Linked DNA regions of Mus musculus: all the other regions are linked to region 1. A link is a loop called in an ENCODE intact Hi-C map of the cell type or tissue named here. Cell type or tissue: heart. All regions are shown on one strand. Each heading gives the region's core, and the rest is flanking DNA. Links, peaks and the distances in the headings are about the cores only.

Region 1 (4,338 bases), core at 93-4,092:
GAGCGACGGAAACAAGCTGCATGTGAGAATGCCAGAATGAAACCTACTACCCTGTCAGCAAATGTAAAGAATACACCAGGGGCTGGAGAGACGGCTCAGCTGTTAAGAGACCTGCTGTTCTTCCAGAGGACTGGTGTCAGACTCTAGGACCCTCTTCTGGCCTCTGCAGGCACTCTCACACACATGTATATACACCCCCACACACGTAAGTAAATATCAAATCTAAAAATGACACCTTACAAAAATAAAAACATTTAATGATTAATAAGCCTCCCACATATTTCTATTTACTCTTTAAGACCTAATTTTAGCCCTGTTTCAAGCAAAAGGTACCTGAAAACTTCGAGTTCAATTGTTCTAACCCATATATATATACATATATATGTATATATATATATATGGGTTATACGTATATATATATATATACATATATATGGATATATGAATGTGTATGTGTGTATGCATGTGTGTGTGTGTGTGTGTGTGTGTGTGTGTGTATACACACACACACATACAACTTCTCCCTTAACAAACACATTTTCCAGTTTATAAATGAAACTTCTTTTAAACTTAAGAGCTAAAGGTCAGAAAACATCTTTCTATCCACAGAGACCCGGGTAGCAGAATTGATTCCACCCATTGCTGAGTTTTCTGAGTTCTGTGGTAAGCATTGAGAAAAATACTAAATTAAAGATATAAAAGTTGATAATCAAAGAACTATCTTAATCGGATTGACAGAAATGATATTTGGAGTGAAAATATTAAGATAGGAGGAAAGAGAAAGACTTCCCCCAGAGCCATGGTAGAGAAACTTCTTTTTTAATGTGTGGGTGTATGTATACACATGTGTGTGCAGATGCATATGAACATGTTGAACTACTTTTAAAGGTAAAACAGGGGATAGAGTATAAGATATATTTATACACAAGTAAAACCATCATTCCTTCAAATACCATAAGCAGGCACACTTGACCATGTTTACTGGACCTGAATTATCACCATAGTGGAGACTAACAGACATACCCTTTCATTTAAATGTTTCCTTTTTGAAGTAAAGATGTTCGTTTAAATCCAAAGTTAACCCTCAGTAACAGAAGCTGCACAGGAAATCCAGCTTGGAATAAGAAACAACGTGTTGATGTCCTACTCACTCCCCTATCCAGGACTTCAGGGCACTGTCTCATTTGTACATAAAAGAGTTACATCAATCCACAGGAAATCCACAGGCTGGCCAGAGGGCCCCCTTTTCAGAAGGATCTGTGAGCCTCCTAACAGCTGAAGCTAGAATGCTTTGTTGCCTCCATGTGTAACAGTAGCAAAACAAAAATGTCACATAAGCAACTTTTGCTTTAATTCTGATTGTAACAAAGAAGAATAAACAGTAGTTTAATATGATCCTAGGCACCCTGACTTTCAAAGTTACTTAAAGATATGATGGTGTCACACAATAGCTTATTTCAGCTTTTGAAGGTAAATGTTAAGCTAACCGGCAGGTCAGGAAGAACAGCCATTTGATGGACGGATGCTTATCTTGGGTCTCCTGGAACCTCAGGTCCCTGACTGTGCTTCCCAATAAACAGGCAAGAAGTCGGAGGCTTCGGTTAAGCATTGTGTCTAAACTTGTTTTGGAGTACCAAGTCACTCCTTTCCGTAACACAAAGCTGCCTGTCACTGTAAACTACAAGGATGGGGAGGGGAAGATGCCAGTAGAAAGAAATCCTATGTGTTCAGTCAGAAAAATCGCTGGTGTGAGGGAGATAAACACTCATGTTCTTTTTAATCACAATGGAGAAAGTAAGTGACATTCTGTCCCAATACTGCCACACTCTGGTCATTTGGCTCTACAGTCACGTCATAGGTAGTGAGGTATCAAAACTAGAAAGGTGTTCAACACCTAATTCATAAGGCAAGGCCTCAAACTAAAAACTGCCTAAGTCCTACAACCTAATTTTATATGCCTTGAAATCTTACATACGTGTGCTAATTTCCTCGATTTTCTATCACATGTGTGCAAAGAGCGAGGACTCCCGGCAACACGTCAGTCCACAACTTCAACTCAGAAAATGGACTGTCACTGGGGCAGACTTACGGGGCCGGGGCTTCTGGATACTGCGTCTGGGATGTTAACTTTGCAAACACCTCCAATTGATCATGTAGGGCGCATGGCATTGACTAGTAACCTCTGCCCTGGAGAAAGGTCTTTTAAGAATCATTCAAACAAGGTTTCACCCCTGGAGTTTCTAAAGATTAGAGAAATGTCTTTTCAAAGACTCTTCATATGTCAAACAATAAAACTTTTTAAGTGTAAAATGCACATTTAAAATATCTTTAAGTATTTTAAACACTATTTTCTTTTTAAAGTTAAAGCTTTTGGTGATGGAGAGAAGGCTCAGTCATTGCTGCTCTTCCAGAGAACACGTGTTTAAAAGTTAACTCACAACCACCTATGAACCACAGACCCCAGGACCCAGCACCTCTGGCCTCCGCAGATGACACATAACTCAAGATGAAGTAAACCTTATGTTTTATGCTCATAGCTGTCAGTGAGCTGATGTTATTTATTACTTAAAGTCTTCATCAAACCCCTTCTGCCAGGGCTCAGGAGAGGCAAAAAGAATGTAAAAGCCAATAGTGATGGAAGACACCAAGGAAACATGGCCTTGATTATGTACACAGCAGGGCTGATGCACATGCAAACTCAAGAGAGCCCATGACAGCACACACAGGGTCTGCACAGGTCCAAGCCACACGGGGTCCCAGTGCTGAGCCGGGAAGTGAGCACAGCCCTCATCCACACCCCAGAAGCTGTCTCCAAATGTCAACCACTTCACCAATGGAGTCTCAACCAGGGTAGACAAACCACACTCAAGGGCAGTCTCATTGCCCAGGAGGAGAAGTCCAACACAAAATGAACTCAGTGGTATTTCCATAGACTTTTTGTCTTGGATTGCTTTGGGCATTTTTATTCACCTTACATGCTTTTTGCTTATGTAGTATGGCTTTGGATTTTCTCTTTACGGTGTGTATGTGCGTGCATGTGTGTGTGTGTGCTCATATACACTCACACACACACACACACACAATGTTGATTTTCCTACTTTCTCCCCACCTCCATTTATTTTATCTTGTTCGTATCAAGGCAAAAGCCTGTTTTCTAAAGAGAGTGAAAGGCATGGAGTGGGTGGAAGAAGAAAAGGGGCTGGATAAAGGAGAAGGAAACAGGTCAGAGTCCACCACATGACAAAGAAATTATTTTCAATTAAAAATACGTCATACTCTATCACAACCCATTCTGTCAGGATGACTGACTAGCAATGCCTGGCAGCAATGGAGACTCTGGATCTCAATGAATGCACAGCAATTAGAATTTCACAGCCCAAATCACATGTCTCAACCAAACCACTCAGAACTCAGAAGGCTGACAACCTATTTTGTGAGAAATACATTTGCACAATGTACACACAACTCTGCAGAAGCCACACTTTCCAGTACGGTTATTTGCTACTCGCCATATTCTACATGAAGTGGCTGCTCTCCAGAATTCATCTGAGCCTAAGCTAATTTGTAGAACTTACTACTCTTTGGTAAAGCCAAGAGAAGAAACTGCTTCTTCATGTCCCGGAAGTGATAATTTAATTAAGGTGAACACACCTGACAGGGGTGGGGAGGAAAATGGAGAGAGAGAAGGGTGTGTGTATGTGTGTGTGGTGTGACTGACAGAGTGATGGAGAGTACCAGACCCAGTAGCTCTCTGCAAAGAGAGACCAGCCTCTATTTCCTGCCTGTCTTCTTGATGGCTTCTCGAATGGTTTCCTCCGGTTTTAGGTTTGTTTTCTGGGTGGGCAGAGCACACACAAATGACGGCCTATGCCTCTGCATGTGTGTGAAAGTCAGGAGACAACTTATAAAGTGTGGCTCTCTCTCTCCTCCATGGGGGTTCAGGAGCTCAAACTCAAGCCGTCAGGCACCACTACCTTCAGAGACATCTTGCCAGCGCCCGGACTGGAGTTTTAAAAGTGGTTTTCATTGAAATCATGGGGATTTGCTTTTAAGAAGCAGACAGCACGACCCTTCAAAATAAAAGCAAACAAAAATGCATCAGCTGAAAGCATCAAGACAGTAAAGCGTGGGACGGGAAGGAGCTCGAGGAGAGGGCTTGTCCTGCTTACACAAGAAGCCAGAGTCTTGCTCCTACACCAACAAAACCAAGGGGAGAGGGGAAGGGAAGAGAGGTGAGGATGTGAAAGGAGGGGAGGGGATTGATACATGAGTTGAAAAATCAACAGTTTGCACTTTTACTGTTGCAACATAAAAACAAAAGACATCTTCAAGGCGAGG
Region 2 (4,338 bases), core at 251-4,250, 610 kb before region 1:
CAAAAAGGGGGAGTGGGTGGGTAGGGGAGTGGGGGTGGGTGGGTATGGGGGACTTTTGGTATAGCATTGGGAATGTAAATGAGCTAAATACCTAATAAAAAATGGGGGAAAAAAAAAGAAGCTTAAAACATAATACCTAAGAGACAGAACTGAAAACAAATAAATAAATAATTAGAAAGCAGTTCTTTTGTTGTTGTTTTTTGTTTGTTTGTTTTTTCAAGACAGGGTTTCTTGTGTTGTTCTGGATATCCTGGAACTTACTCTGTAGACCAGGCTGGCCTTGAACTCAGAAATCTGCCTGCCTCTGCCTCCCAAGTGCTGGGATTAAAGGTGTGGGCCACCGCTGCCTGGCTGGAAAGCAGTTCTATGGCACTGGCCGTGCACATAAACGCTGTTTGAAAATGAGGTTATGTCATCTCTTTACTCTCAAGTCTCTAACGCAGAATCACTCTGTGAGCAGGTTCGATAAATGCGGGCCCATACAACATGGTTTAAGAAGCCAGGGGCATGGCCCATCTCTGTCTAACGATATTTCCTAACATTGCTGTTTTGGTGCAGTTCTCTGGGACACCTCTAGGTCCGAATTTCACTCGTGTATGTAAACGTATGTGTTTCTCATATGTGTTTTCCAGATGAGAGATGAAAGAATTTAGCAACACAGTGTGGTCAGCATCGAATCAGTCTTGGCCTTGACAGCTCACAGCCCAGCTTCCAGAGCCTGACTCCTGATGACGTCATCACCCAGCCAGCCGTAGCGAACACATTTTACCTTTGCCTTGACACACTGCCCGATGGTCCTTTTCCTCAGCACTAAAACCCAAGGATCTGTTTCTGCTCCATCCCTAGTGTCCTCCACATCATCAGTCATTCCAGAGCCTTCCCATGCCACGCCAGAACTCTAGCAGCTACAGCTGAATTGCTTCTTTTGAAACCGCTTCTCCCTGACGTTAGCTGCCTCTGACCCACACCTTCTTTTTGGTGATGATTTGCAGGGTCTGAAAATGAACTGCGGATGTTAACTTGTTTACGTCATTACTTGTTAGGGCATTTCCTCACAAAGATAAATATTTAGGGGGAGGGTTTCTCAGGTAAGGAAATGCTGTTTCTATCCTCCCTGCTACACAGCGCCCCCATCTTTTCCTTATTCCCCACCCCTTTTCCTAGCAGTCTGGCCTTTCCTAGAAGCAGTGATTCTCTCTTTGACTCTTCTAAAAGTCCTTAGAGCCTCTCAACCTCCTCAAAACCTCCCTGCTGAGTGCACACATCCTTTAGGAACCAGCTCATTTATTACCTGCTACTTGACTGATGTTCACCTAAAGGCAAAGACCAGTAGAAGGAGCTGAATTCAATACAGACAAGCTTCACATCAAACACTTTTTTAAAAAAACATTTATTTATTTTATATATGTAAGTACACTGTTGTTGTCTTCAGGCACAACAGTGGAATTGAACTCAGGACCTCTGGAAAAGCAGTCAGTGCTCTTAACTGCTGAGCTATCTCTCCAGCCCACATCGAACACTTTTTAAGACATGGTGTAGAATGTTATAACAGAATACAGCAAAGAATTCAGTGATGTAATGCAAGCATTTGTTAAATGACAGTATCTATGGATCATCACTGAGATGTGAACGTCAACATTCCAGAAAGAAAATGGGTAATTCTGAGAACCTTTAGTTCTAATTTCTAGACCATGAAAAGTTATATTACCTGAGCAATTCCAAATATCTATACTACAGGAAGATATAGACGAACGTTATCTAACAAAGTGGTTTCTTAAATGCAATAGCCTATGTTGATATCATCCCCATCTGGTTATTTTCTGGTGTGAGCCTGATGGACAGGTAAACAAATGAACGGTTAGACTCAGTTACAGAACCAGCGAGACCGATCAGAAGCTAAGGGTGCTTGTTTCCACCCCTGATACCCTGAGTTTGCTTCCTGAGATTCACTGGAAGCCACGGTAGAAGAAGAAACTGTATTCTCACAAGCAGTCATTAATCAATCACACCTGAGCTGTACTTTACATGTCCCTGTGCACATACCACACATACATACACATACACACATATATATGCCACATACATGAACACAGACTCATACAGGCACACACATATGCACACACACGCACATTCATATACCACATACACACATGTGCACACACATACACACACTCATGCACACACACACACACAGACACACATCTTCATATACCACACACACACACACACACACACACACACACACTGGAATGAATGATGAAAACACCAAATTATCAATAACTAGTTATACAAGGTTATCTTTAACAAAAAAAAAATTTTTTTCAACAAAATAAAATTGTTGTATTTTGAACTGGGCATGGCGATACACACCTGTAATCCCAGTACTTAGGAGGCCGAGACCAGCATGGCCTATATAGTGAGACTGTACCCAAACAGAGGAAAATATGGGGGAGAAATAATTGCTACATTTTATGCTCTACTTAACATAAGAAAGGAAATTCACTTAAAATATGACAGTAATCTAGGCCTGCTTCAGCATCACTACTAAATATTAGGGGAAATGTTACCAACTAACCTAAAACTTTCTGTCAGGAGAAACGTCTCTGTCAAAACAATATGTAAAACACACACAAAAATCAGAATTTTCTTTGCTATTATTCTATCCTCCCAAACTGTCCCAGTAGAGCCAGCAGAGGGAGCACAACCATTGTGGGTTTGAATGTGTGCCTTTAAAAAAAAAAAAAAAAAAAAAAAAGCCTTTTCTCCTGGATTTTCAGATCCTTTATCATGATTGACAAAAATGATAAATCACAAATATTATTTGCCACTGGTAAATTGTCTCAAAAGTCACTTTTATTGAACAAGTGTCAAAACATTTTCTTTATTCACATTTTAGTTAAAAAAAAAAAAAAGTAATGCATGTCTGGTATAAAGGCGAAACAAACCCGGGGGAAAAATGCTTACAAAGTTAATAATCTACCTTCTATTCTGATCCATATTATGAACAGACTGGAATGTGTCTTATAACTTATTTTTAAAAAGTATATGTATATGTGAATATATGTCCTATGTGGATCATCTCTGAGTGTTTCCTACCCAATATCGAATAACGTCTTTGGGAGGAAAAATGAAATAAGCACAACGTTAGGACACGTAGTATAAGTACTTCCTGTGCAGAGCTCAGGAGTTCAGCCCTGCCGTGCAGGTGCTGCGGTCCACATGGAAACGGTGCGCATGCGTGATGCATGGGGAGCCCGTGTGCAGGTCCCTTCCTGAGATGTCATGAGGAAGACGAGGTAAACTGATTTCTAAGTCACGATTGATATTGCTAGTGTCTTCATAACACAAGATAGCAGCAATAAACTCAACCGCTTAAAGGGGGATTTTTTTTGTTACGTGAAATTAAAATACATTCTCGAATTTTTGGAATATTTTATAAATTCTAATGCAATGGAATGATCCAGTGTTTCTCTCCCAGGTGCACTGAGCCTACTTTCATTGTTTAACCAAAGGAAGGTAAAGGCTACAGGTATAGATATGATACTTTCTCCCACACAACAGGAAGAATCTTTCAATTTCTCGATGGTTTCCATCCTGTCCAATCCCTTTGCAAAGAGCTCCGGATAAATACGCATCCTAGGATATAAAGACACCAAAGTCCAGAGACCCTGCTTGCCAACGCTACCTCTGTGAATTCATTTCTGAACCCAGGGAATTTGCTGAAGCCAACACACCATGACTTGCTATGCAGTCCCATCACTCAGTTGATCTCCTTATTTGTCTCGGTGCCTACTAGACACGTTCTTGACTAATGCCAGTTGCTGTTGAACTTTGACCCCATATAAGTGTTAAGGTCTCCCACGTAGAAGAAGGAAATCTGCAGGAAGAGGATGGTGATGTGGGCAAATAATAACAATAACAACAACAATAATAATAGGGGAAACTGGAAGGATGACGGAAGGGAAGACCTTATTTACATGACTACAACATATTCTTTTTGGAGGTAAAGAATGTAATTAGTGAGCTGTGATTTCCTTCCCATCTCCTGAGAACAGAAAAGACCGTCTGTCTCTTGTGGTGGTTGTAATTTGCGTTTCGTTATGTTTTCTTTGCTAAGGGCTTTCAATGTTCAGAAAAATGTTCGAGTTACTGCACTTTGTAATAAAGTAAGAGGACACAGCACCGCGGTCCTCATTCCTCATTGACACAAACCAAGGAACGGGATGTCCAAAGCCTGGCTCAATGTCACAGGAAAGGCTGTTGCCGAAGTAGAGGTGGGCCCCCCCCCCCCCCCCCGAGAGCCCTTTAGGTTATCCACAAAATCAACACAAGCAGTCT
Region 3 (4,338 bases), core at 196-4,195, 420 kb before region 1:
GTTTCATAGAAGGAGACTCTGTGATATTGAGCAGCATCCTTTGTTACAGATGGACCACTTGTATATCTTCTTCTGAGAAATGTTTCTCAAGTCCTTTCTCTCAAGTTTTAATTTTGTTTTTTTTTTTTGATATTGCTAGTAGGATTTGTTCACGCACTTTGAATAAAATCTGTTATCAGATATATATCTGCCTCCACCAATATGACCTTTGACTTGTTGTTCACTGTAGTTACAAAGTGCAAACAATTTCCATGGAATGTTCTCCTATGAAAGGAAGTATTGTGACACCCTGTAATATGGATGAAACTTGAAGACGTTATGCTACCTATAATAAGCTATCACACAAGGACAAATACTGCCTGCTTATATTTGAGGTAACTCATTGTTTTAATGTTAGCGTTGCTAGTGCTGTGACGAAACACCACGGCCAAAGCAACTTGGTGAGGAAGGGTTGGTTTTGGCCTACACTTCCCGATCGATCACTGTTTATCATTGAAAACAGAGACAGGAACTCTAACAGGGCAGGAACCTTGAGGAAGACTGGAGAAGTGGCTCAGAGGTGGAGTGCTTGCCTAAGATGTGAGGGTCTGGGTTCAATCCCTAACTTCAAAATAGGAAAGGCAGGAAAGAAAATATGCCTAAGAGGAGAGATATTTCATCCTTTTTAAAGCTCAATTTTAAAATCGTAAAAACACAAAGAATGAGAAAACTAATAATAAAATCTATTCAACATATTAAATATAGTTATATTTTGATATATATATATTTCAGATAATTACAATTCTAGTCATCACTTGGCCAAGTTTTGTTCCATTGGCAGGGTCTTGGGGAAAGGCTACCTGCAGAGATCTAAAAGAAACCAGAGGTGGAACCCTGAGCCATGCCCCTTCACATGATGGAAAAGGTCTCTCCAGGCTGTGTTCCCAGTACAGGTCCCTCTTTATGTGCCCTCCCACAGGCCTTAGCTGGCCCAAATTCTCCTCTTTTATGAGCATGGAAGGAGCTTGCATGGGTGTTCTGTTGTGACCTTGAAACAAGTTGAGAGTAAAACGTCTTTGCTTTGCTCCACTTTGCTTTGTTTTTCTTTTTCTCCTGCCTGATCGTCAGGGAGCTCTCTGGGTTAGAAGTGTATAAACTTGGTTACATTTTCAGCTACAAACGGCTGGCTGTTTTAGGAGGTACTGACAGCTGGGCTGCAAGGCTGGAGGACTGTGGAAATTCTGATGGGGAAGGTGAAGGCCTGGCAAATGGAAAGCATTTTGGTGGGTCTAATGATTTTGGGAAAAATCTCTGCAAGGCTGGAACATTTTGCCACACGTAAGTGGCTATTTCCTTAGCCTCTTCTGCATTCACTGAGAACTCCGTGTAGCTGACCAGAGACTGAAAGAGCTGCAAAAACAGTCCCAGTGTGGGTTTGTCAAGAGAGATATTCCATTTAGGTTTTCCAAATGTGTTGCATGTAACAAAAGCCTGTATTTCTTTTCATTCCAAAAGAGATCTGCCTCATTCTGGTTCATTTAATTCTTGGAAACATAGTTTTATATGTCCAGAGAGCCCTTTGAGCCTTTGAGAGAGCAAGCAAAGGCTTCCACCCCCCACCCCGCCCCCCTTCTCTGGAAGCAGGAAATAAGTCCTGCCAAATGCAAATGAGCTCAGACTCTAACAGGCAAAGCGTCAAAGCACCGAATGCTACGACATTTTAAGCATTTTGAGAACGCACACGCTTTACACAGCTGACGTTTTGGGGGTCTGGAGAACTACAGGAAGTCACACCGACCTATCTAAAGTTGTCATTTCAGGAATACTAATGTGTCTAGAACGGCCTTAGATTTATGTTAGGAAGTCAGAAGCCCTGCCCTTCCTTTTTTTTAAATGGTGGTTTCAGAATCCTAGGGGACTTTTATCAAAGTCTTCTGCCTCTGGAGTTGTCCGTGTGGTTTTGGAACTACACAGTCTCCCTCTTTGAGTCACAAATCCTAATTGGTCTGACATAATGCTGACCAACTGAAAGATGGCGTGGGCTGTCCTTCCAAGGGTTAACAGAGCTGGTTCCAAAGGAGTGAGGCAACCACAGAAACAGGATAATAAATGTGACACTCTCAGACTATCACCAGCAAATATTTGAGCTTATCAAATAACGGAGGAAGTAGTTTAGTTACAAATAAACCAATCTCTCATAAAACAAGTTTTCACACAGGGTCATTTCATTGAGCTGGAGACAGCTAGAGGCCACTCTAGGCAGAACTCCCACTCTGTGTACACTTCGTAACAGCCTCTCATGATTAATGGACAGCAAGGGGGGGAGGCTGGGCCCCAGAGCTCGCTGGAGCTGGGCTTCCTATCAGCCAAACAGCCATAAACAGCAGGTCAGGATTACTGCATGGGAAGTGCCTGTCCGCTGGGAATGTAGCTGGGTTTGTGTTCACTTCCCCTGCCTGCCTTCTCTCTCACAGCGCGCTCTCTCTTTTTCTCCCTGTATAGCAGAGAGCACCGTGTCCTAGAAACTGTAGTAGATGTCACTGCTTGGCACTTTCTGTGCAAAGAGGACAAGTATGTGGGCTCAGGGGGGTGGCGGAACGCTACTCTTAAAGCCACAGCGACTGCGTTGGCTAGGGGCTGGAGGAGGCTGTTTTTCTGGAGCCTTTGAAATCAGCATTGGCTAAAGCATCTCATTTGGATTCCAGAAAAAAAAGCACAGGCACTGTTTGGGGGTAAGGGAGGGGGGGGGCAGGGAGCCTCTTGTTTCAAAGAGAAATTCTCATCGCGTTTAAGAAGAAATATCAAAAAATATCCTGGCATAATTACAGCAATTCAGCAAGTAAAAAATGAAGCCTGCGAAGCTGCTAGAGTTTTGGATTGTGAATGTTCATTTCTGGTGAAATAGAAATATGTCCATTTCTGAATTTTAATTTGTAGAAAATTTGTTTCATTCCCCTAAAGGATAATAAAAAAATGTGAATTAGATGACACATATGCATAGAAGTATAAAAATAGAAACATTCAGACACAGCACTGCCATTCAGAGAAGGCATTTAATATGTTTTCTACCCATCTTTCCAAAATCTGTTAAAAATAGAATGTTGAGACCTTCACCATATGGGGAATTTTGTACTATTTTTCGATCAGATTCTAGCATAGTCATGGCCCTACAGTGTTAGCCAATGTTTTTGCATATATAGTTTTGGAGTTGAAAAATACTAATTTTTACAGCTTAGATCTCCATAGGGAAGCGTTTGAGAGCCCTTGCCGGTGGGTTCCTGCTACAGAGCAGCGTGTGCTTGCTTTGCTTTTCAGGTGTGTCATTTACCCCAAGTCTATGTGATGAGTTTTGAATAAAACTTGGAGAGGAGAAGGCAGATCTATTATCCTCATAGCTGTCTCATTAGATTTTATATTTAAAACAAACTCTCTGGTGATTGCATTTTCCATGGAGCTGGGAGAGATTCAGAGCTCAAAGTCTCTTGGCTTTATGAAGTACTTAGCTCTGCTAATGCTCTTTCCAAATGCACAAGCCCTGCCTGATACAGTCTCGTTCCTTTAAGGAATGATAATTGCATTGGCCGGCTCCCCTACTTGCCACCTGTGATACCAGCACTTAGATGCACTTTGTTTATATTGGGCATCTTCAACTACTTTTCATAACCATTATCTCTTCTGAGCCCTGGACCTGGATCTATGTTTAGTCATTGTGCCCTTGAGTCAGGATTCACTACAGCCAGTAATTTCTCTGTACCTTACCAACGGTGTTTCTGCTGTCCTCTTACCTAACCCAGACAAAACTTATGTTGGGAATGTGCAAAGAAACAAGAAACATAACGCTCTTATACCTTCTGGAATACTGTGTGATAGTGCCCACTAAGGGTTAAAGCATAGCTGTAGCTGGTGTGTGTGGGTGGAGCTAAGCGGCCTGTGGCTGAAGCCTGGGGCAAGCAGCCTATTTCCAAACAGAGTTCTTTCAGCACTGACTCGCCCTGTCTGGCTGTGTACCTGTAGACTAAAGCCCCCTTTCTATTAGTTTCTTCCCCACTCAGGTTGCTCAACATGTTAACTGTACTTAACAATAAATTGTATTAAAAAAATAGCCAAGGGAGCGTATGGGGGACTTTTGGAATAGCATTTGAAATGTAAATGAAGAAAAGACCTAATTTTAAAAAAATGGCAAAAAAAAAAAAAAAAGAGAAAGAAACACGTCATAGCCTAAACATACAAAACTTATATAATTTTCTAGCACTTTACATTAGTCTTAGGCTGGCATATCTGCTTACCATTCACTCATGTAGGTCTCTTTTATTCCTGTAAGTACTGTTGATGGTAGTTGATTTATACAAGTATACCTCT
Region 4 (4,338 bases), core at 227-4,226, 84 kb before region 1:
TTCACAGAGCCTGGGCCACCAACCAGCAGGAGCTGGACCTACACTCCCTATACATCTGCAGCAAATCTGCAGCTTGGTGTTCATGTGCTTCCCGTACCAAGTGGAATGAGAGCTATCTAAGTGTCTATCCCCTGCCATTGGATCCCCTCACCCCATACTTGGACTGCCTAGTTGGGCCTCATTGGGAGAGGATGTGCCTAGACCTGCTGGGACTAAGATGCTCCAGGGTGGGGTGGTACCCAAAGTGGAACTGGGAAGAGAGAAAGGAGGAGGGCTGTAAAGCTATTTTTTTTTTTAAAGAAAGTTTTTTAAAATCTGAAACCTGGAGCCATGGCAGAATTTTCAGCCAAGAATTGACATAAGCTGGATCCGGAATCCTTGCATCAAGGTTATGAAGCAGGCTGTAAAGAGGCAGTGGTGGATACAGGGAGACTGCCTAGAGGCAATCACAGTGATTCAAGGAAGAGATCATGGGGGATTGTCAAGGGTTATTCTCTGACTGTGCTTCATTTTCCTATATGGGGGGGGGGGGTTTATGTGGTGTGTAATGTATATGCATATGTGATCGTTTGCATATGTTTGGAGGTATATGTGTGTGCACATGCCTGTGGAAACCTGAAGTTAGCATAAGGAATTTCTCTTGATTATTCTCCATCTTATTCACTGAGGTATGGTCCCTCAAAACCAAAAGTTGTCCATTCAGCCAGCCTAGCTGTCCAGCTCACTCCTAGGATCTGTGACTTTGCTGTAAAGGCACTGGAATTACTAGCAGACCCCTCCCACTCCCCCCCCCCCCCCAGCATTGATGTAAATGCCAGAAAGCTGACCTCTGGTCCTCACTGTTGCTAGCTGTACAACACACTACTTAACTACTGAGCCAACTCCGCAGCCCTGAATATATTTTAGAAAATATAAAAGAATGCCTTATCCAAACTCATGATTGACAGAGCCTTTCAAGGTGGTGGGAAAAGGTGAATCAGAAATCCCATGGAGGATGACTGCCACGACACACGTGGTCGCAACTGTATGAAAGGGACACTCTTCAGGAAAATACGCATCAGTGTGGTGGGGACCTGGGGAAGGTGGCTTTAAAACTCCAGGGCACCATAATAGAGAAACCAGACACATGTGGCTTTTGAAACTTTTTTATCCTAAGTGCTTGTTTGCTAAGAACCAATTACATAATTTGGAAAGTCTGGCGTGATGTTCTTTATCTTGAATCTTACATCAAAACTTCAGGTTCTCTAATAGCAAACCCCTCAAGCTTCAGTGTTTATTTTTGTAATTGACATCATCTACTTTTGCTAGAGCTGAACCAGTGAAAGGACAGAGGAAAAAGAAATTGCAAAACTGAAATTTAAAACGTCAGAATCCACGGGTCACATTAACAGCAGTGTTTGACAGGGTCTGGTTTCTAGCTTCCATCTTTCAGGGGCTTGCTCGAAAACTTTCCAAGATGCAACACCATCATGGGCTGAACTCACTGATATTTGGGCAAACATTGCATTTACTCTCCATTCTGTTAAAATGTCGAGGTGTAAGTGCTCTGACATAATGTGGATTTATGTATTAACACAAAGGTCTCCTGAGACATGTACCCATAATTCTCCACTGGCTAGTGACTGTAAATCAGACTAGAAAGGCAGATCGGGGCCCTCTTTCTCCAACTATCTGTGATTTAATAAAGGAGAAAAACATGATAACTAACAAAGGAAGGCAGACATCACATTTGCCCCCCTCCTCTACACACACACACACACACACACACACACACACACACACATGCTCGCACAGAACCAGCTGACACTTTAATCCTGAATCCTCCACAAATGTCAGAGACTGATACTTTAAGTATTCTAGGAGACTTTTGAAGAATGACAATTTCAAAAATACACTTTAAATTTTTATTAATTTTACTTCAACGAAATGGATTTCATATAAAGGGGTAATGCCTAAGCAGCAATAACTCAGAATTATCATCTTCGAAATAAACATCCCAGGCACAGAAAACTTGCTCTCCGTGTCTAGTCTCCCTCCATAGCCACCCACCCTCCAACTCCCTTAACACTTCTTCCAGCGTTATCTCAGAATGCTGTTCTCTGCTGATGTATCTTCCCCAGGGCCGCTGCACCACTTCTCCTCAGAGTCATGCAGCCCCGGGATCTGGCTCTGCCTTTATTTCTCTTTCACTTTGCCTGCCAATTTCATCTTCAGAGCAGGTCACTATCCTGCTCTGAAACCTTCCATAAGTCCCCATGCCCGCAGACGGAAGCCCACAAGCTTAACATAACTGCCCCCTGGTGGTCATCTACTGACTCACAGAGTTGGAACCCGGATTAAGGTTTCATTCAACATGGAAGACCTTTTTATTTCTAGGGGAAGCCAAGGGTGGGAAAGTGGAAGAAAGTGCGGACAAGTGTTTGCTTTCTTTTCACAGCTACGGTGAAGAATACCAGAGAGCAACACCTTGTGCCTCCAAGAAAGTATTAGTCTCCCTGAGGACTCTTCGGAGTTCCATGTGCAAAGCAATGCTCATCTCCATTGTCTCTACATGCTCATCTCTATTGTCTCTACATTGAGCGCCAACTTGGAATTTTGTGGATGAAACATGACTCAGTGTAATCCGTGATTTACAACATAATTGGTCCCCTGAACTGACTTCCTAAAGACACATGTTGTCAATTAAGACCACATTCTTGGAGCAGAATGTAACATTAAAATAGCAAAAACAATCAGAAAATAAACTTAAAAGCACAGAAAATTTGCTTCCTGCAAACATTGAGAATGTAAAGCAAATATTTAATGTCAATTCTCAGAAGTTCCTTTGGGGGATATTTTTCTTTTCATGGTCTGGACAAGTTAACATGTTTTAAAATGTAAGCATGAAAGGTTTTTAGCATGGAACTACTTTGGTCTAAGTTTTTAATGCTAGAAAATGACAATTACTGTCCTAGTAAAAAAAAATATAATTCCATGTCCATGTATGTCAGAATCAGCAAAGGAATCAGCCTGCGACATTCACCCCTCATGCCCACTATTTGCCACAAAAAAAGTTAAAATTAGAAAAACTAAGGAGTTGAACATTTGGGGAGAGTTTCCCTAGGGGCAACAGGTGTGTGTGATGTCTTCATCCACTCCCATTTTGAAGGCAGGATAGAAAAGCAGAGCTGCGTCTCAGCCTTGAGGCCCAGTATAGAGACTGAGGATAGCACACTCAGAACTTCTCTGTGTCCTCCGAAAACAGAGGAGCGGAGTGGGCTGTTCCTGATTCAGGCCCGAGTAACCTAGAGACAGCATCCAGGTGGGGGAAGCATCAGCACAAACGAACCTGAGAGGCAATATCATTCCTACAGGCAGAACAGGACAGGTGTGTCCTTTTCACACACTCAGCCCGATGCATGGGCAAGCAGTGGAAGACAGGCCACCGTGCGTTCTGTACAGGATAGGGACAAAGAAATGCCCACAAAAAGACGCCGCGGGAGCAAGGGGAGTTCTCAAAATGTTGACTGAGTTCTAGGTGGTCTTCACGCCCAAGGAAGCCAAAGGCCTAAGATCCAAGACACAGAGCAGGACACAGAGATGTTGTCAAAGAGCTCAGAATCTGCGGAGGTGCTGCTATGCTCAAGTCAGAGACATCCAGGAATGGCTCTTCCCTCCTTACTCTCCTTCCTGGCTTCACTGATCAGAGGAGAGTTGCAGAGGGGTAAGGGGTCTAAATAGAGACAATGCTATTTCCTTTACCACGGGTACTTAATAGACATGTTCCTGAAATCAGATGGTTAGTGGTGAATGCTGACTACTAAGAGTTGTTTGTCTTTTGTTTTCTGTTTAAATCAAGAGTCTACATTTCATTTTAAACCAAGAGAATAACTATTATTCTCATTGGATGCTAAGGCCAGTTGTCTTATCTTTTGCTGTCGACATTCTTGAGGAGTAAACACTGGTACCAGGATAGACATAGTATGTGATTTAGGAAAATACATTTCCAAATCTACGCTCTTCCACTTCAATAAGATCTATGTATTTTAGGAATAAAGACTTTTATAATTGTTTGTGGGACCATCATTAAAGTTTCTTATAATGTACCACTTATGTACCATGAGTTTAAGAAAAAAAAAAAAACCAAAACGCTACTCAATTGAAAAAAATCTTTGTATATCTCAAGTATGCAAGTTTCAGGTAATAACTTCAACATCCAGAAGCTTATGAAATTATTTTTCCACTGTTTTGGATAATAGAGTTTTTCACTGCATATGTCTGAACATGCAAGAACAAAATCTGGTAGATTATTCTGTATCTTAAGAAATTTCTCTGAGTCTAGAAATATATAAACTTTGG
Region 5 (4,338 bases), core at 78-4,077, 580 kb before region 1:
CGGAGCCAATGAGCTGGGACCGGATGCGATATATCCTCTGGGACAACAACTGCTCTGTTCCGCCTCGGATCCACATGACGCCATTTACTGCTGCCGCGGCCGCTGCAGAGCTCCCTGCCTCCTCCGGAAAGGCGAGGGCGCAGGCCAGCGGCGCCCTCCCCCCCCGTACCCCCCCCCCCCATCCCCGGCCGGGCCCCAGACCCTCCTCCCCCGCCGCCTCCACCCCCTCCGCACCCCCACCCCCGCCTCGGCTTCGCCGCCGCGCCTCCGCAACGCCCAGTCTGCACGAGCGAGAGCTGCGCGCCGCAGCGCCAGCGGAGGAGAGGGGCCGGCGGAGCGCGCAGCGCCCAGGCCCCCGCGCGCGCCCGGCCCGGCCCTCGGCCCCGCGCCTGCCTCCACTTGGGAGCAGCCCCGGGCCCCCGGGTCTTGGCGAGCTGGCCTTAGGTTCTTTGTAAGGCCGTGCTCGCCTCGCTTTCTCTCATCGACCAGGAAAAAAAGAGACTCGCCAACGTTGCCGCTTCGGCCTCTTGTTCATTGAGAAAAAAAAAAAAAGGAGAGAGAGAAGGGGGGAAAAAGGAAATACTCCGCGTGCGCTTCTGGAAGGGAGGTCATCTATCCCGGAATCCGGGAGGGTTCCAACGGTGGAGGACTGGGTTCCAAAATTTCCCCGTGGTTTTAATCCACCGATTGCTTGGAAGTTGGACTGAAGCAGAGTTTGGAAAGAAGGAAAAAGTTTGCATCAGGACTGGATTTATTTGCACATCGCTGGAAGAAGAGGATTCAAGGGAGAGGGGTTGGTGCAAAGCCGCGATCACGGTGAGGAGCGTTTGGCTTTTCCCCTTCTGGAACCATAGCCGGCCGGGAGTGGGGTCCGGGTTCCTCTCTCCACTAAACCAGCTTGCTTCTCGGGAGCATTAGGGAACTACCCCGCGGATCTCCTTCGCCTAGAACAGGGGTTCGGCCATGGCCGGGCTACAGGGTACGCCTATGCAGTATCCCCCGTCCCACGACAGCTCACTCGTAAGGGGTTTGGGGCGGAGGACCGCTTCACTGCGTTCTACTCCTATCCCTGCATTGGCGACGATTCAGTCGCCGAGAGCTTTAAGGGAGGGAAAACACAAAGTGTTTTCTAGGTCGCTGTTGCAGGCTCTGGCATTGCTAACCTGTTCCTCCATTCGTTTGAAGGCTAAGTTGTAGAAGAGCCATCCTGAGGCGGAGGCGCCTGTGGGGCTGCGGTACTGGGCTTCTCACCTCTCCACCTCACCGGGCCAGGAGACCCGGCAGGCGAGCGGAGGCGAGAGTGCCAGGCGGAGGGAGTCCCCGCCTCTGCCGGGTGTGGACAGTCTAGCCCGGTGCGGGTGGGAGCGTCGCCCAGCCTGGCGCCGCGTCTCTGCGGTTCGGAAGTGCAGCTTTCTCTTTTTTTCCGTTCTTCGTGGTCGGCCTAGGTCACGCTTTTTTTTTTTTTTTTAATATATTTGGACACTGAGGCTGACTTAGCACAGGAAGAGATATCAAGTGGTCGCGATCGTTTTCCATTACCTGAAAGTAGGTGGCAAAATAAAAAAGGCTAGTTTTTTCCCCCCTTCCCTCTTTTGTGTTACTGTTTTTAAGATTTGGAGTCTTAACGCCTTTTTTACAAAGGGGTTTCTGTGTCGGTTTGCCCCACCCTAGTGCTGAAGTCCTTTCCCCCTAATCCTTAGTCTGATCACACACTGTTCTTAATGGGGGTTTCAAAGCACTCAAAGGGGGAGGGAGAGGAACTGGGAGAGCGCAGAAGGGGGGGGGGCTGCATTGGAGGCGGCCAGGGATCTGTAGAAATCAACTTTTTTTTTTCTTCCAAAAGATGCTACTTTGCACAGCAAGCAGGTCCTCACGGAAAAGTTTCCGATCCCCGGGGCTCATAGTTGTGTATGCCTGGCGGGTGCAGTGGGGCTCTGGATGAAGCTATTTTTCTTTCGTTTTAAGAAGTATGTCTTATTCTTTCTGATCTAAAAGGAGGTAGGCGTGTGCAGATTACAGGCAGTGCTTGCTTAGGTCATTGCCCCGTGGAGTCGCTCTGGGAGTGTGGGTGCAAGCTGTGCGCCCTAAGCCCGGCTCTTCCTCGGGCCGTCGGCTTTGGAAACTAGTGAGGACGGCCGTTTTGAGGGCCTTCCCAGAAACACCTTGTGGTGACCTTGCGGCGGGGGGGTGGGCGTGTTAGAGTGGCTCCCCCTCTTGGGGCCGGATGGCAGTTCCTCTTGGGTTGGGGGAAATTTTAGCCGCGGGGGTGGAGGAGGGGAAAGTGTGCTCGTGCCTTTCATGACACGTCCCCTTCGGAGGCGCCCGCGCCCCCTGCCTGCCTCAGCTTCTGCAGATTGTACACGGGAGGGGCCGGGCTGGCCCCTGGACAGCGTCAGTCCGCCTGGAGAAAAGTCCCCCGGGGTTCTAGCTGAGTCCCACCTGCTGGGGACTGTGTGGGGGCGCAGATAGAGCCGATAAACGGGTTGAAAGCGAAGAACAGCCTTGTGTACCTTGCTGTTGGAGGTGAGCAGATCCGGTTTCCAGCTCTGTCTGGTTTGTCACCTGCCTTGTTCGCTGTCCTTTTCCAAAAAGCAGAGGTTGGGTTAAAAAAAAAAAAAAATCCGGTTTTGCTTATTTTCCTTTATTTTCATGTGGACTCGGGAGAGGGGATGGGATGGTACTTAAATCGAAGCATGACTGTAATTTTTAAGTTTACTTGACAGGATCATAGGCTTCCACTGTGACATTTCAGATTCCTAAAACTTTTCTTGTTGCAGTTACTTGCTTTGTGCTCTCGGGTATTTTTCAAGATGAGAAAATCATGGGGTGTTTTTGTGTGTGTGTGTGTGTGTGTGCATGCTTTATTTATTAAAAAATGACTTGTGGTTCGGAACCTAAGGCTAGACGCCTAGGATGTGGGTCTGTAGAATATTTGATGTACAAGTTGTGGTCTTAGGACTTTATTTTCACGTGCTACCTAATGGAATTCGAGATGACTTACTTTAATTATATAACTTTATGCTAATAATATTTATTTAAAACTCCGCTTTAATTGCCCTTGAAATGTTCTTTTTAATCACAGCCGTCCTATGGGATTGGAAAAAGATAGGGATTAGACCACTCACGGTGCAAGTGTGATGTAGAAAAAAAAAAAAAGACTTGACCGATACGTTGTAGGTATTTGTTGGTGTTTCATGTAAAAATGATCGCGACAAACTTAAACCTACTTCAAGATCTGAAGAGTATACCTGTGAAACTGTTGGCAGCAGTTATGCGCCAGCGTTTCCTGACAATTTTTTCATCCGGCCGGAGCCTTCTAAATTGCATGTTTATTTGAGTGAAGCATTCAGTGAATCGGTAGAGCTTAGCTTTGCGTTTCTGCTCTTATTAAGACTGCAGAACTGTCAGGGCCTAGCCTTAATTTTCACTTTTGAGAACATGCCTCGACCATTAGCTGTTCTCCTACCTCAGCCACCACCAGCGCATTTCCAAGTCCCATTTTCTCTAGAGGATGAGGGAAGTGGAAGAGTTGTCAAGTCTGGTGGGTGGAGAACGGGAAGTCTTAGAGTGTAAACCATTTTCTTTCCTCTTGGTTTCCCCAGGAGTTCAGATGTGTTCTAAGCCTGCTGGGGTGAACACACTGCCAAGACCTGATGGAGGCCAGAGCTCAGAGTGGCAACGGGTCGCAGCCTTTGCTGCAGACAGCCCATGACAGTGGCAGGCAGCGCGGGGAGCCGGATCCAAGAGATGCCCTTACCCAGCAGGTACACGTCTTGTCTCTGGATCAGATCAGAGCCATCCGAAACACCAATGAGTACACAGAGGGCCCTACTGTGGTCCCAAGACCTGGGCTCAAGCCTGCTCCTCGCCCCTCCACTCAGCACAAACATGAAAGACTCCACGGTCTGCCGGAGCACCGCCAGCCTCCCAGGCTCCAGCCCTCGCAGGTCCATTCTTCACGGGCCCCTCTGTCCAGGTCCATCAGCACTGTCAGCTCAGGGTCTCGGAGCAGTACAAGGACAAGTACCAGCAGCAGCTCCTCGGAACAGAGACTGTTAGGACCGTCCTTCTCCCACGGGCCTGCTGCTGCTGATGGAATAATCCGAGTGCAGCCTAAATCGGAGCTCAAGCCTGGTGACGTTAAGCCACTGAGCAAGGATGATTTGGGTCTGCATGCCTACAGGTGTGAGGACTGCGGCAAGTGCAAGTGTAAGGAGTGCACCTACCCGAGGCCCCTGCCGTCGGACTGGATCTGTGACAAGCAGTGCCTCTGCTCAGCCCAGAACGTCATTGACTATGGGACTTGTGTGTGCTGTGTGAAAGGTCTCTTCTATCACT
Region 6 (4,338 bases), core at 108-4,107, 1.2 Mb before region 1:
CTCTCTGTGTCTAGGTTATCTCACTCAAAATTCTTGTTTCCAGCTTCAAGCAAGTTACCTGCGAACTTCATAATTTTCTTTTTAATGACTGCTGAATAACAATCCATTATGTGAACATATACTTCCATTGTTCATTCATTGTTAGCAGATGCCTGCACTCTTTTCACTTCTTGGCTAGTGTAAATAGAGCATCAGTGATCTTGGCTCATCAGGTATATCTAGAGGAGGGTACGACATTTCTATAAAATAAAAACTATATGTAAATGACTACAGATTCATATCCCACTAAATGATTTTACAAAGTCCAGTATATAATGTGATTTTCTCTTGATTACTGCATTGGCTACTTTTCTTACTACTGTGACAAAACGCCTGACCAAGACATAGGGAAATAAGGTTTTCTCTACCTCACAGCATAAAGATATGGTGAGTAACCAGAGAGGGTGTCGCAGCAGAAGCACCCAGTGGCTGTTCAGCGTCTGCAGTCACCGAACTCTGTTCACCTTGCTTCCCCAGCCCCCTTTTGTTCCAGTCCATTCCCTAGCCATGTAGACTTCCCTGTCCACATTCAGAGCAAGTGTTCCCCCTGAGAGTGCTGTCATATACATACCATGGATGTGTCTTTTAAGTGACTAGAAAGCCAGTGAGGAAATCGAGACTAAACAGCACTTGGTGATGATGGTGATAAATGAACATTAAAATGTCATGATAATCAGACTGAGGGTTCAGTCAGTAACTGTGGCATTAGCATGAAAACCTGAGCTCAGATCCCAAAACCCATGGGGGTAAAAAGATGGTGTGGTTGCACCCCTCCTCAGTAAGTTATTCAGAACTGATCAGTCCTAACTGGACAATCAGCGTTCTTCAGTGGAGTGGCCCTGAGTATATCAACCACGCTGCAGCGTTGGTCTATGCTGTCCAGCGCACATTGAACTCCGTAGGTAGTCCAGCTTAGTTGCAACTAGCTCTCTTTACATAATGATTCATATCTATAACTTCAACACCCCTGTAATTTTCAGAGTTGGGAATTCATGTGGTGTGAGGTGAGGTATTTTCTGTCATCTGTCTGTTTTGTCCGTTTAGGAGGTAGTGTGCAAGGAGACTGGAGTAGAGAAAGGAAGGCAGAGGATGATGTAGTTAAGGCTCAGGAGAGAGAAGGACGACACACAGCTAAGATAACGCTTTTTCTATTACTACCATTCAGTTTTTAAACTGAAAATAACACATTTTCTATTTTGACCGTTTAATATTTAAACTTCCGTTCTCATTTCTCAAAACTAAATTAGAAGTAATACTTTGAAAAAAAAAGAATATCAGCTTTCTGCGCAGAGGACAAGAAGAGAACTCTAGGTGAGCTTGCTAGGACTATCACAACAAATTAAAACATGTAGATTCCTTAAAGTGCAGAAATGTTTCCTTGTGGATCTGGAAACTGGAAGTGCAAGATCAAGGTATCAGCGGAACGGACCTCTCTCCGTAGATGCCTCTGCTTCGCTTGTAAATGGCAAATGGTGTGACGTCACACACGATTCTCTGTATCCTCGCCTCATAAGGACTCAGGAGTAATGGCAGGTTCCCCACCCTTCTTATCTAACTATAAAGACCCATCATCTCCAAACACAGCACAATCGCGCTCTTGAGGTACTGGGATCAGCACACCAGCCTGTTAACGTGGTGGTAAAGGCTGCAGAAGGGAGCCTGGAAACAGAGTGACCGATACAGTTGGAGGTGGGGAGAAGGGAATAGAAACACATCTAACTTACAACGAGGCATCCTGTAAGGCTAAAGTCACCTGAAACGTCATCATCATGGTGCCGTTTAAGCTGCCCGGATGCTGAGGAGGGTGGGAAAAGGAGACCTTCTTTCATTCCTCTGACTCTTTCGCAGTTTACTCTGTGAAGGAAATATTCGGTGTTAACATGGGGAAAGTTGTTGACGCGTATGCATCCTTCATTGAGAGTCTAAGATAAACAAGTTCAAGTTGAGAAGTGAATTGCGTATGTAATTGCTCATCTTTCATTAGAACACTAGAGGGCGCCCTTCTCTTCTGTTAAAACACTGCTTCGAAATGAGTGGAAATAACAGGAGGGATTGCTCTGTAAAAATCATGGTTTTGTTTGGATAATTATGGGCTTGCTTCCACGTTCATTCCATTCTAATTTTTCTGATACCAAAACCAGCATTTTAAGTAATACTAAGCAGACTCGTAACTGAAAGGCCAGAAATAAGTATCGTGGCCGAGATCCTTAAGCCTGAACAGCTGCTAAGCACAGCCGGGAACAAGTGTTTTGTACCTCTTGCAATTGTCTGTTGAGTGTAATCAGCCTACGTTTCTGTGTTTAGGATTAGGGAGGGTCCTCCATGATTGTTTTCTGTATCTCACGCTCTCAAGTGAAGAGCACATTATTCTAGATTGGTGCATCTTTTAACAAGAGTGTCAAGGAGACCAGCCAAGCATTAAACATAAGAACCAAAATTTCAGCGTGGCCCAGATAGTGTTAATGACCAATATTTCGTTAGCATTTCTGATGTCAAATACCAAGCACTTTATTAAACTATTTTAGGGACACTATTGTGAACGGCTGTATTTATTGTCATGTTTAATATGGAAAGTGTTATAGCATTATGAAAAAAACAGATAGCCTATGACGAAAGGTGGCTTTGTCTCTTGGCATTACTGTATAAACATTTCATACCCTGCATACTTTATAGAGTTTTACTTCTAACAGTTTTGAAAGCTAGGGGTTTTGACTGTAATGTGCCTATAGTGGCAGAGTCTAAGGGCCTGGTCTCTGCTTTCAAATGACAAAAAGAAACCTGTATCAGCACACAGGGAAAGACAGAGGGACAGAAGGACTGGCCTGTTCTGGTTAGCACTTGGATAAAGTTGATCTCATTGGTGGGAGGAACCTGTATCAGCACACAGGGAAAGACAGAGGGACAGAAAGACTGGCCTGTTCTGGTTAGCACTTGGATAAAGTTGATCTCATTGGTGGGGGGAATGGGGCCTCCTGACTCCTCACTCTGACATCCCTTACAAGCCCTGTTCTTTAACCTACCTATAAAGTGGGGATTTTCTTAGACACATTTACTCCCTAGCAAAAGCCATTTGCAGATTTTAAGAAATGCTATGGAGTTTTGTTCGTATTTCTCTCAGGTAAGAAAGAATAAATTTGCGAGGATGGCTTTTGTGACCTGTTGGTGGCGAGTGTGGTAATGCAGGGGTCTGCCCCTAGAGTGGATGAGAACAGTGAGACATATTCATTTTGAATACCTGATAAGTTTGAGAATATTCACCGATTCTGAAATCATGTCGATATTCTGCTAATTATTATCCATCCCAATTAAAAATCTGAGGGTTAGATTTTTTTTCCAATATGCAATTTTAAATCTGTGATACTAGACTGACACCATCAATGTTATCTCTGACCTAAGCACCTTTCAAGTGCTTTTAGGTTGAGAGAAGTAGGGTAGCCCAGACTTAAGTTCCCAGAACTGCCATGCAAAGCTCAGAAGAGCTGGAGGGATGCTGCCAGTCACCAAGGAGACCAATTGCTAAATATCCTAAGCAGAGCTAAGTGCTATGTACAAGACCATGTCCATATGACAACATCTTCACCATGGAGAAAGTTCCCAGGATTTTATAGTGAACATTCTGCAGACCGTTGACCGACCTTGGAGTCTTATCAAAAGGAAACGCTCTGGGAACACTAACTCTGCATCGGGTACAGACCAACAAAAACAATGGGTAAAAGGGATGCTGGTATAGATTGTATTGACGGAGCGCATCTTATTCATATCAAATGGCAAACTTGTAAGGACATTACTAGAACTGTTACCTGTTTGTATTGAAAGAAGCAGTGGGAATATTAAAGAAAAGGAGGCTGACAATTCCCTCAAGTTAGTGGCACGAAGCAGATTGATATACTCACTCAGGAGCGAATGTGTGATGGTGTTCATGAAAAAAAAAAAAGTGGGAGGAACCAAGAAAACGGGTTCTAGTGAGAGTCCGTGCCAGTGCGCGCCCTCTGCCTCGTCCATAATGCAGCCTCACAGAATGATTGCACAAGACTTAATTTTTCTAAACAAGACAACACCTTCAAAACAAATTGAAGACTTCCCGGTTTTTTCACGATTAGATTGCAAAATTTACCAGGCCGCATTTTCCTTCATTTCTCTACTCCCAGCCCTGTTTTGAAAGGAGGATGTCTATACCTTCCTTTCAGGGCACACACTACACTTCAAGCTGTGTGTAACAACAACATGTAACCTGCGGGTTTACTTGCACAATGAAACAAATGCACAACAAAGTGGTGTATACACAAATGAACCAATACC
Region 7 (4,338 bases), core at 88-4,087, 160 kb before region 1:
ATGATATTCAGTTGTTCACACTCAATTCCATCTTAGCCGTATTTCAAGATAAAATTTATGAGCTATTGCCAAGCTTATAACCTAAAATGTCAATACCTTACTTTAAAAAAAAAATCCTGAAATCTATAACATGGGTGCCTGCCTGCCTGCCTGCCTTCCTTCCTTCCTTCCTTCCTTCCTTCCTTCCTTCCTTCCTTCCTTCCTTTCCTTCCTTCCTTCTTTCTTTCTTTCTTTCTTTCTTTCTTTCTTTCTTTCTTTCTTTCTTTCTTTCTTTCTTTCTCTTCCTTCCTTCCTTTCTTTCTTTCTTTTTTTTTACTTTTATTTTTTATTAGATATTTTCTTTATATACATTTCAAATGCTATCCTGAAAGTCCCCTATACCCTCCCTCCGCCCTGCTCCCCTATCCACCCACTCCCACTTCTTGGCCCTGGCATTCCCCTGTACTGAGGTATATAAAGTTTCCAAAACCAAGGGGCCTCTCTTCTCAGTGATGGCCGACTAGGTCATCTTCTGCTACATATGCAGCTAGAGACACAAGCTCTGGGGGTCCTGGTTAGTTCATATTGTTGTTTCAAGTGTTTATTAGCTGTTTCTTTAAAGATGTTTTTAACGTGTGTGTGTGTGTCTGCGTGTCTGTGTGCTATGTGCACAGAAGTACAGGTACTCATGGAGCCAGAAGAGGGCGTCAGATCCTCGGGCTGGAGGTACATGTAAACTGCCAGTCTTTGGTGCTGGAAACTGACCTCTGGTCCTCTGTAGAGCATTACACATTCTTAGCCGCTGGATCATCTTTCCATCTGTTCTGATTCAGTGAATCTCTTGCTATTGGCACATACTAAAACTTTCTTTATAGAAGTGATACTATTTTATTTTCTTTTTCCAATGAATTAACATAACTGAAATAGCCCAACTAAATAATGCCTACCAAAAAAAATCCCTTTTTGATTATATTTTTTAAATGTATTTGACTTTTATTTAAATACTTAAATTTAAACAATTTGTGCTCAATGGCCAATGGTCTATATTTGAAGTAGCAATCTTTTACTCCTTACAGCATTTTAGGGCAATGGATAAAGGAGAATCATTTAAGGCTATCGTCAGGATGGGGAAACATAAAGGCTGGGTCTAGCTGGCTGAAATATAACTGATACAATCCACTGTCTCCCAAAGGACTGAGCCACAAGACTATAAACCCTGAAAATGACTGGTGTGATTAGATTAATCATGTCAAATATAGTTTATCAATCACTTATAGACAGACATCTAAAGTTCATATTGTCTCAGCTCCTCCTAACTAATAGAACCTAACTGACAGTCCCTTGGAAAACATCACTGAAAATACAAGTGTTCCTCACCTTGAAAGCCAGATAAAATTCCATGCCCTCAAAAATAAATAAGTAAAAAAAATTTAATAAAATAACCCAAACTATAATGGAAATTGTCTATAAGTTTCCCTTAAGTCATATGCTGATTTATGCAAGTTATCATTTTTTGACTTGCAAAACCTTGAATTATCTTGGTGATTCACATTCACAATCAGTGGAACATACGAGCGTGGAGTTAAAACCCCAGCATTTATTGAATGCTTAGCACAAAGGGCTTGATGGCCATACCATAGGCTGTTGTAGACCCAAAATCTTTTATCCACAATGATTCTATGGAAAAGATAGCCAATCTGGCCATGCCAGTCACAAGACTGACCCCAACCATGATTACAGAATAAACCTCTAGAGACAGCCTGTCAAGGCTCTGTGTCCTGTCTAATCTCTGCAATGTGGATTATGGAGAATCTACTCACAAGTCACAGCTGAAGGCTGGTTTTTCACTTCCTTATCTGAGAAAATTTCATTTTTTGAATATCAAAGAATATTTAAACTATTCCAAGTATTTCAAGAGAGCTTTTGGCACAGAGCTCCCCACCTCAAGAGTTTACAGTTGCTGCCACCTATAGGCCCAATCTCAAGAGGAAAGGCTGGGGCTGGTACAAGCATAGGAAGTAGCTCACAAAGATTTTTCTTATTTAAAAAAAAAAAGTGTCTGGTCACCACAGACTTCTTCTAAAGGGAGGGTTGAAATGATAAATAACATTGGTTTCACCAGTGATAGTCTTTTTAATCCACCCAGTTGTGGCAGAAACTTAACAGCATCCGCCTTTCCACTCACAAAGTAAGGAAGCAAAAAAGCAGACAGCCAGTTAGCCACATCTTCAGGCACACGTAACTGTGACTGACCTGGCTTTGCATCTGTCTGGCTTCTTTGCAAACGCAAAGAGTAGGTGTTAAGAGCACTCATCCCCAAATGACTACTGCATGAATTAATGCATCTGAATTAATCCACCATTATTTAGTTAAGCAGATCTACCCATTTATGATGCCTGCGTATTGCAAAACATCACGTTGTACATTATTCACACACACGTTTTTTGTCTAAACATTTTTAAAATAGAAACACTTTCTTAGAAAGTTAGAAAATTAAACTAATGATTTCTATGAGTGACTTTTATGTATCTAACACAGAGATTGCTCTTACGTTATTCCTTATCCTGCTTCAGCTGACAAGTGATAGAGCAAACTTTGGAAGGCAATTTTTTTCCATTTTTTCCCTTTCTCAATAGCTACCTTGTCTCTGTGTACATACAAGTGCATTGGGAACTTGACAAAATATTTCCAATAGCTATTGATATGTAATAGCTATTGATATGTAATAGCTATTGATATGTAAGAGCATATACTGAACACAGTTAGCTATATTTGGCAAAATATATTGCTCCAGAGGGTAAATTTGATAAGATCCTGACCAGTCTGGAGTGGTAAGGTCCTACTCCCTTGGTGCAGTGTTAGGTTTTTCTGCTAGGCTTAAGAGATTCTCTGCAATTCAGACTTCTCATATAGCAGGATCTGCCTGATCACTACTGGTGAATCCTGGGGGAAGACCTAAGGCTGGAGCTAAAAGATCGCAGGTAGTGGTGAGGATGGCCTCTTCAGTGAGACAGCTAATTTTCATGCGGCTGTTTACGGGGACTGTGGAGTGAGTGTACATCGTTGACAGGGCCAGTGCACTAGGGATGCCTCATTTGCATAATGAGAAGTTCCTGGTGCTGCTGGACTTGGCCTTATAAGGGGAAAGGAAGTTTAACCTGGCTACATGACCTCCTCCACTGGGGCGAAGTAGGCCAGCAAGGGCTACAAGTGGATATGAAGGCCCAGGGCAGAGGGAAAGGACTAGATCCTACTGCTGATCTCTGGACAGATTTCCAGGGTTTGGACACACTTTGATCTCCCTCTTGTTCCAGGCCTGGTCCCCCATCCCCAATTCCCTGGCCCCACATGTTTCCTCTTGATAAACACTTGATATCTAAATGTTCTATCAAATCTCACCTTAGGCATATATGTCTCCTGAGTGTCCTGAAACTTTATATAAATGATAACGTCATTTCAATGATCCTTTTTCTCTTCCTTCTAGCAAAGACTCAGAGATGTCAAGCTCACCTTTTTTTGTACCCACCATCTTTTTCCTATGCTCCAACTTCCATTACCTCTATTCCATAGTCCTAGTGTCAATTCAGTATGTTCCAATAAAGTTTTTAAACATTTGGGGTAGATAAATGACTTTAGAAACTAATGAAGCTTGGAAGTGATATCTATGGAATCAACCAACTTGTAAAGCTTACTAATCAGAAAGGGAAGCCTGAACCACTGCCCATTTAATTAAACTATATCTCCCTCAGTAACCAGGTGAAAACTGGAATAGTGCTTATATATGATCTGGGTTTTGCAACAACTGTACTAGTCCCTCCATCTAAGATAATAAAACAAGACAGTAATCAATGAAATAAGAGTGTCAAACTGTAAGTAACTAAGCATATTTAATAAAACTTGAGAAGCCTTGACTTTATCATAAATGTGAAAATAGGAAAACTAAAAGTTAATATGAAATGTAAACAATAATTATAAATGCCATCAGTCTGGCTACTTACACATAGTCCCAGCTATGAATAGAAAGTTGAGAACTAGTAGAACAAAAGAGACAATGAGAAGAACAAAAGAGGAGACTCTTAACTTTCAGTTAATATCTCTAGTAGACATTGTTGATCAGCTGACTGACTTAACTCCTCCTGAAATACTTTCCAATGACTGATTGTATGAACTAGCTCTGACAGCCATATATAAACAGAAGACATCATATGTGACTTCTAGGAAAAGTGTTTAAAAATATGTATCACTGGGCAGTGGTGGCACACGCCTTTAATCCCAGCACGTGGGAGGCAGAGGTAGGTGGATTTCTGAGTTGGAGGCCAGCCTGGTCTACAGAGTGAGTTCCAGGACAGCCAGGGTTAC

What was found. Hi-C counts contacts between places; a loop is a spot of excess contacts. Peaks named below come from ENCODE experiments on the same cell type or tissue, not always from the same donor. Only the 100,000 strongest peaks of a DNase experiment are listed, where the experiment ranks them.
Region 2: it touches region 1 in a loop (3-fold over the local background); 4 of 42 quality-filtered maps call a loop at or near these places.
Region 3: it touches region 1 in a loop (2.5-fold over the local background); 4 of 42 quality-filtered maps call a loop at or near these places.
Region 4: a loop joins it to region 1, with 4 times the contacts of the local background. A loop is called at or near these places in 5 of 42 quality-filtered maps.
Region 5: a loop joins it to region 1, with 3 times the contacts of the local background. A loop is called at or near these places in 13 of 42 quality-filtered maps.
Region 6: it touches region 1 in a loop (5-fold over the local background); 10 of 42 quality-filtered maps call a loop at or near these places.
Region 7: a loop joins it to region 1, with 2.2 times the contacts of the local background. A loop is called at or near these places in 4 of 42 quality-filtered maps.

The regions. Positions count from the first base shown.
Region 1 is chr14:105,311,538-105,315,875 of GRCm38, reverse strand. No RefSeq gene overlaps it. Among named protein-coding and RNA genes, the nearest start is that of Gm24207, 37 kb to the right of the region's middle. In heart, for the core only: a CTCF peak has its summit at 1,838; no DNase peak of the experiment used is centred there; H3K27ac peaks cover 615 bases.
Region 2 is chr14:105,923,277-105,927,614 of GRCm38, reverse strand. No RefSeq gene overlaps it. Among named protein-coding and RNA genes, the nearest start is that of Spry2, 29 kb to the right of the region's middle. In heart, for the core only: a CTCF peak has its summit at 2,687 (motif pointing right); no DNase peak of the experiment used is centred there; H3K4me3 peaks cover 93 bases; H3K27ac peaks cover 256 bases.
Region 3 is chr14:105,730,486-105,734,823 of GRCm38, reverse strand. No RefSeq gene overlaps it. Among named protein-coding and RNA genes, the nearest start is that of Gm35967, 4.3 kb to the right of the region's middle. In heart, for the core only: CTCF peaks have their summits at 2,245 and 2,458; DNase peaks (open chromatin) are centred at 1,713 and 2,413; H3K4me3 peaks cover 2,788 bases; H3K27ac peaks cover 3,236 bases.
Region 4 is chr14:105,395,578-105,399,915 of GRCm38, reverse strand. No RefSeq gene overlaps it. Among named protein-coding and RNA genes, the nearest start is that of 5430440P10Rik, 30 kb to the left of the region's middle. In heart, for the core only: a CTCF peak has its summit at 2,297 (motif pointing left); a DNase peak (open chromatin) is centred at 2,165; H3K27ac peaks cover 416 bases.
Region 5 is chr14:105,893,066-105,897,403 of GRCm38, reverse strand. It overlaps Spry2 (sprouty RTK signaling antagonist 2), which reads left to right and starts at 585. Exons shown (of 2, transcript NM_011897.3): 1 at 585-816; 2 at 3,603-4,338. The coding sequence starts at 3,654. In heart, for the core only: a CTCF peak has its summit at 2,322; DNase peaks (open chromatin) are centred at 973, 1,293, 2,183, 3,683 and 1 weaker place; H3K4me3 peaks cover 4,000 bases; H3K27ac peaks cover 4,000 bases.
Region 6 is chr14:106,498,488-106,502,825 of GRCm38, reverse strand. It overlaps Gm29871 (a long non-coding RNA gene), which reads right to left. Exons shown (of 5, transcript XR_874942.1): 3 at 1,793-1,893. Among named protein-coding and RNA genes, the nearest start is that of Gm29871, 14 kb to the right of the region's middle. In heart, for the core only: a CTCF peak has its summit at 2,024 (motif pointing right); no DNase peak of the experiment used is centred there.
Region 7 is chr14:105,472,776-105,477,113 of GRCm38, reverse strand. No RefSeq gene overlaps it. Among named protein-coding and RNA genes, the nearest start is that of 4930449E01Rik, 24 kb to the left of the region's middle. In heart, for the core only: a CTCF peak has its summit at 1,950 (motif pointing left); no DNase peak of the experiment used is centred there.